Regions from separate parts of the Homo sapiens genome. Here region 2 is linked to region 1. The links are chromatin loops, found by intact Hi-C in ENCODE. Cell type or tissue: B cell. All regions are shown on one strand. Links, peaks and the distances in the headings refer to the core of each region. The heading gives the core; the rest is flanking DNA.

Region 1 (2,815 bases), core at 13-2,512:
TTTCTTTATAAATTACCCACTCTCGGATATGTCTTTATAAGCAGTGTGAAAACAGACTAATACAGAGACCCAGCGGGTGGAGACCTCCAGCTCCTCATCCCTCAAGATACAGGAAGTGAGCTGTTCAGGCCGCCTGTTCCCCGACGAGGTGCGTGGTTTTGGAGATTAATGTTAGCGGTCTTTGTGGGAGGCACTAGGAGGGCTCCCTTTAAGAAGCCCAGAGTGCGGAAACACTGATTGTGACATGTGAATGTGCTCCATGAGAAGATGGCAGGTATCGGAACGTGTGGAGGAAACTGAAAAGTAAAGACCGCCTAAAGATTGAAACTACCATTCAGGTAAAAGCAGCCTGACAGCAGACATCCCTTTTTAGAGGATGTTTAACAAACACATCACGTGTTCAGGAAAACAATCTTTCGGCCTTACTAAATTTTGTGCAGACGCTCCTCCGAACAGTGGTTTGCTGCCCCCTAGTGTTCGTTTTTTATTAAAAAAGTTTAACACACCCTGATTAGTCTCTTTCCTTTTCTTCTCAGCCTCTCCAAAGAGAATCATCTCTTGACTGTCACTGCAATAGCCAAATTAAACCACAAATTATGTGAAATTAAAAGCATGGGTGTTTTTATCAACACAGAGCCCCTGTATGACAGTTGTTTAGAACAGAAACATGCTCTTTTTGCCTCTCCTCCAGCCACCACCCACTCCACTACCATGATCAGTAAGGTGGGAAGGAATCCAAAGGGCCATAGGACAAAGCCAGAACCACAAAAGTCACCCTTTCTGTCCCTCCAGCAGGGACTTTTTAAGGAGAGGGCAACTCCCTATCTGAGGGAAGCCATTAGCTATCCCGGAGGTTTCCAAACTGGTTACTGGGGGAACAGTGTCTAAAACACATAGTTCTGAGTCTTAGCCCCAGCGCTGTCTTTTAAAACATTTTATGTTTTTATATACAAAAAGCCTTCTTGTATTCTTTGTATTTGCATTTTAACAATGTGCATATGTCATTCCATATATACGTTAAAATTACTTATTTAAGAAAATGACTGCTATGGCATTTCTTGTTGGACACCAAATTTAAACATTTTTTATATGCTGCACTATTAGGCAAAGGTGATACCGATGCTTTCTCTGACGCCAGGGAGTTTCCAAACCGTGGAAAGCTCTTTGGCCCCCTCTGCTGGTGAGTGATACACTTGTAAAAGAATATCAAAGTCCACTACTGGTGCCTTAGCCAAGAACCTCACCTAAGCTGACAAACATTTGTTGAGGAGTTTCATTTCTGTGAAAGATCCCATTAAGCTCTCCGGGTGTGTTCTACATTCACTGCCTAAGTCAGAGGAAGAGCCATTTCCACTTCATGTTTCTGTAAATTCTAAAGGCCTTTTCTTTCTTCAGCCAATATTTTCATATGCTCAACCAAAATCTTTTCTGAAACTCAGAGATGCCTTTCTCTCATGCTGGAACTATAAATAAAACACCAAATACAGGTTGAGCATCCTTTAGTCGAAATTCTTGGGACTGCTTGGGACCAGAAGTATTTGGCATTTCAAAACGTTTTGGGTTTTGGAATTCTTACATTACACTAGCTAAGCATCCCCAGTAGGAAAATCTGAAATGCCCCAAGGAGCATTTATTTTATGCTGGCCAGCATTCAAAAAGTTTTAGATTTTGGGCCTTTTGGATTTCAGATTTTGAGACTAGGCATACTCAATATGTAGTAAATTTGTAACTTTTTCTTGCTTATCAGGTAAGTTCCAGGGGACAGAAACAAGCTCTCTGAAGACTCTCATTAATCTTTGCTGTCCGAAGCTACCTTCTCCATCTCCTGCTCACCTGGGAGGACTCCCTGGAGGAAGCCAGGAAAGGTGAAAATCCATGTATCTCTTCACATTTGGAGAACAAAGGGAATTCAAGAACAATTTTATGGATTTTCTTTGTTTTTTATTAATTAAGACATGCCTGTTTTAAATTAGACAATAATTTTTTAAATATCCTTCAGATTATAAAATGTAAATTGTCATGGCCTCTTTTAAAGGCAATTCTACAGAATATACTGTAGTCTCTTTTTTTTTTTTTTTTTTTAAGTTTTTTGTAGAAGTGAACTCTCACTATGTTGCCCAGGCTCATCACAAACTCCTGGCCTTAGCAATCCTCCTGCCTCGCCCTCCTAAAGTGCCGGGATTACAGGCGAGAGACACCACACTGGGCCTGAATCTACTTTAAAAATATTTTTCAAATGTCATACACTATTACCCAGCAATTTTACTAGTGGTGTCTCTCCTAGAGAAACATAAACATGCGTTCAAGGAGGCTTGTACACGAGTGGCCCCTGTGGCACTGTTTCTAATAGCTAAAAAATAGAAAGAGTCTTAACTGCCCGTCAGTAGAGGAATGGCTAAATAGATGGTTATTTGCTAAGGCATCCTATGCAGCAATTAAAAAGGGATTAGAGAGTTTACATTTACTAACATGGACACATAACAAAAAAAAGAACCACTGTGGAGTGAAAAGGTATATTATAGAAAGATCCGTACAACGTGGTAGCATGTATTTTAAAAAATTCTGAATTCTCCCCAAGTACATATATAACCATGCAAATACACAGAAAATCTCAGGAAAACCACATATAACGCGGGAAGAGGGCCAGGAGTGGTATTTAATAGGGCCGGCCTTGGCTCTAAAGTTTTGTTTTCAAATGTAATGTCTTTGTTAATTACTTGAGTAATTTAAAAAGGTAACAACCTCTCCACCCTCATCCAATCACACCTTCCCAAAAGTAATCACTTTTAAGAGGCTTTCATAACTTTCTCTATGC
Region 2 (2,815 bases), core at 56-2,555, 1.6 Mb before region 1:
AATTTAAGATCACATATTTGCCACATATTAAACAGGAAAGCTCCCAAGAATTGAATGCGTACGAGCCATTGACATCAATTTATTCCTTCAAATAATTGTTAGGCAGTATAAATGAAGGCTAATAGACCATTTACAAATGCTGTTTGTTGGCAACCAGAGCCCCCTGGAGCTGCCTGTGTGCACGGGGACACTAGCAGGCACAGTTGGGCTGCGGTGGAGGAGGAGTTTCCTTGAGTCTCGTGTTCTGCTTTGCAGCAGTGATGGCAGGATCAGTCTCCAAACTCTCTGACATTTTGTCGCAGATGATATCCACAAGGCGCTCAAATGTCTGCTTGACATTAATGTTGTCCTTGGCACTTGTTTCAAAAAACTCAAACCCTGGAAGAAACACACAGAAACACATCTTGGTTATTTTGCATTTCTGAAATTAAATGGGACTTGATTATGGCTTTCAATAGTGATGAGGTGATGGTGAGACATCAGTGGGTGGTAGGTTTGGGGTAGGTAAGAGATTAGAGGTGGGCATGAGGTACCATTTAAGCAAATGCTACCATCTCTTACTCCATTAACCATGAACAAAAGAGTTATAAAGTGGAATTGGTGATGTTCACATTTTATTTTTCTCTGTTGATTCATTTGCATTATCAGCATGACTGAATAGATTAAAAATATTCTATTGCAAGAGTTAGTAATGACAACAGTAAGAATCCTCAATACCAAATCTATCTGTAAGAATCTTCAACACTAAATCTAGATTTTCCATCCCTTCCCTCAACCCCTAGCGCACCATGTAGACTCTTGCAATCTTTTCATGGCATTATTTGGCATCTTATTCTGTTTTTATTTCCAGATTCTACCAAAATTTTTAATTTCAATTTTTTAAATCAATTTAAAGCTCAGAAGGCTTGGTGTGCATATTCTGCTGTAAAAGGGAATACCAAGCTCCAATATAATCCAGCTCTAACTTTTCCATGTCTGCCCTGCTGCTGCCTAATGATCGGTCTGAGAGTGGGCTTCTAGTAAATTGTCAGTATCTAAAAGGACACAAGATGGCACTGAAGAGTCATAAGATTTACCTTAAACCTGCTTCAACCTCCTTCAGAAAATTTTTGAGTAGTGTTATTCCAACAGCCCTCCAGGGCTTTGTATACCTCTGCACCTATCAGCTGGGTGCTGATTTTTCCATAGCTTCTGTTATCTATCAGCAGGAATGTTTTTACCAACATCTGGGAAAGGGCACTTGGTAAATTTCAAATGAGCTGCCAGAGATTGTTAAGAAGTTACAAAATGCAGCAACAGTTTCACACTTTCACCTATGTGCCACTGTACCTGGGCAGAAGCAGCCTTAGTATGCTGCTCTGTACACAGTCTTATCACTCTATTGTTTGCATTCACATTCCACTGGCTGAGCTTGCCAGTCAGTTGCCATGACAACCTCCCCACTAGGCCAGCCAGAGATTGCTCTGGTCCATTCAGGGGACGTTGATTTAGGATGTGTTGGGCTGAACATAGAAAGGCTTTTCTAATCCATTCTGAATTTTACACCCTATAAATCCTTCTGGTTACATCTGGCCCTATCTCAGAGGAGCCGCATGGATTCAAAATGATGAAATCATGTGATTTCATCCCAGCTCCTGGGGCCAAAGGAAAAAGAACAGATTAATATTTTGCATCCATGTCAAAATCCCTCAAATAACCTAGAAATACTTATTTTCTTAAATAGTATTGAAGCTAGACAACAAAAGGCAAGTGTCGTGAGTTAAAATCTCCAACTTAGTCGTTATACTATTTGGTTCAATGACTACATCTGAGCTTGAATTTCACTAGCTACTCTCGTTAAAATCCACATGAATAACTGCAGGATTGGGGTTGAAGAACATCAGTAGAGTCAAGGTTCTATAAAATAGAGCTGGATATTTCAAACCATTGTGGCTTGTATTTTTCTTTCCTTTTGTCTCTCTGGACAATGCTTATATGGCTCTCTTATAGTCTACATTTTAAAAATCTGCAGATAAGGCCATCTGGTGTTAACAGAGCTCTCTTTTATAATGTTTGTGCAGTCTTTAGAGCTAGATCGTTCAACTTCCAGTAATTCAATCCAGATTTGGGGAAAGGCAAGCATGGATCTAAGCAAGATCCTTGTTGCTAAGATATCAGAACTATTGGCATGCTTGTGGTGATTTTCCCAGACCTAATGGGAGGATGCTTTATGTCATAAGATACCAAGAACCCACTGAAGAATTCAAGATCCCTGAATGAGCCTTTGAAGAAAAAACATCCAAGAATTTGGTACAAAGGTCTCATTTACAAGTTCAATTTTTTCATCTCTTTTGCTAACACTTCTTGTACTTATTAGTATGATTTGGGAAGTCACTGAGCTTGAACGGTATCATAAAAGATTTAGCCATTATGAAAAGATGATAATCCACACAAGGTTTTATCAAATGTGACTCCTTTACCCTGGGCATCTCAACACCCTATCATCATATTGGTATACAATTTGAGGTCAGTAAAATTATCTTTGATCTCAGAAGCCAACATGATCTCAGCTTCTCAACCTTAACTGGAACCCTAAGAATATGTGGCTATTAAAGAGACAATGTGCCAGAAATAATGGCACCTATTTATTCAGCATGCTGAGAAGGAGACATCATGATATGGTGAGAGATAGATTATCAGTCAAAAGATGTGGGATCTAGCCCCACTTAGCAACACTTCTAGCTTTGGGACCATGAACAAGTCACTTTAAAAAAAATCCTTAATTTCCTTATTTATGACATTTGCCTTACTTAACTTACAGGGTTATCATGAGGCT

The links. Hi-C counts contacts between places; a loop is a spot of excess contacts. Peaks named below come from ENCODE experiments on the same cell type or tissue, not always from the same donor. Only the 100,000 strongest peaks of a DNase experiment are listed, where the experiment ranks them.
Region 2: it touches region 1 in a loop (15-fold over the local background); 8 of 110 quality-filtered maps call a loop at or near these places.

Annotation. Positions count from the first base shown.
Region 1 is chr5:57,296,748-57,299,562 of GRCh38, reverse strand. It overlaps LOC107986381 (a long non-coding RNA gene), which reads left to right. Exons shown (of 2, transcript XR_001742513.2): 1 at 1-338; 2 at 1,748-2,815. Among named protein-coding and RNA genes, the nearest start is that of RMEL3, 97 kb to the left of the region's middle. In B cell, for the core only: CTCF peaks have their summits at 481 (motif pointing left), 779 and 1,164 (motif pointing left); DNase peaks (open chromatin) are centred at 462 and 1,162; H3K4me3 peaks cover 1,120 bases.
Region 2 is chr5:58,848,727-58,851,541 of GRCh38, reverse strand. RAB3C (RAB3C, member RAS oncogene family) reads right to left here. Exons shown (of 5, transcript NM_138453.4): 5 at 1-378. The coding sequence ends at 191. Among named protein-coding and RNA genes, the nearest start is that of PDE4D-AS1, 190 kb to the left of the region's middle. In B cell, for the core only: CTCF peaks have their summits at 823 and 1,023 (motif pointing right); a DNase peak (open chromatin) is centred at 1,051.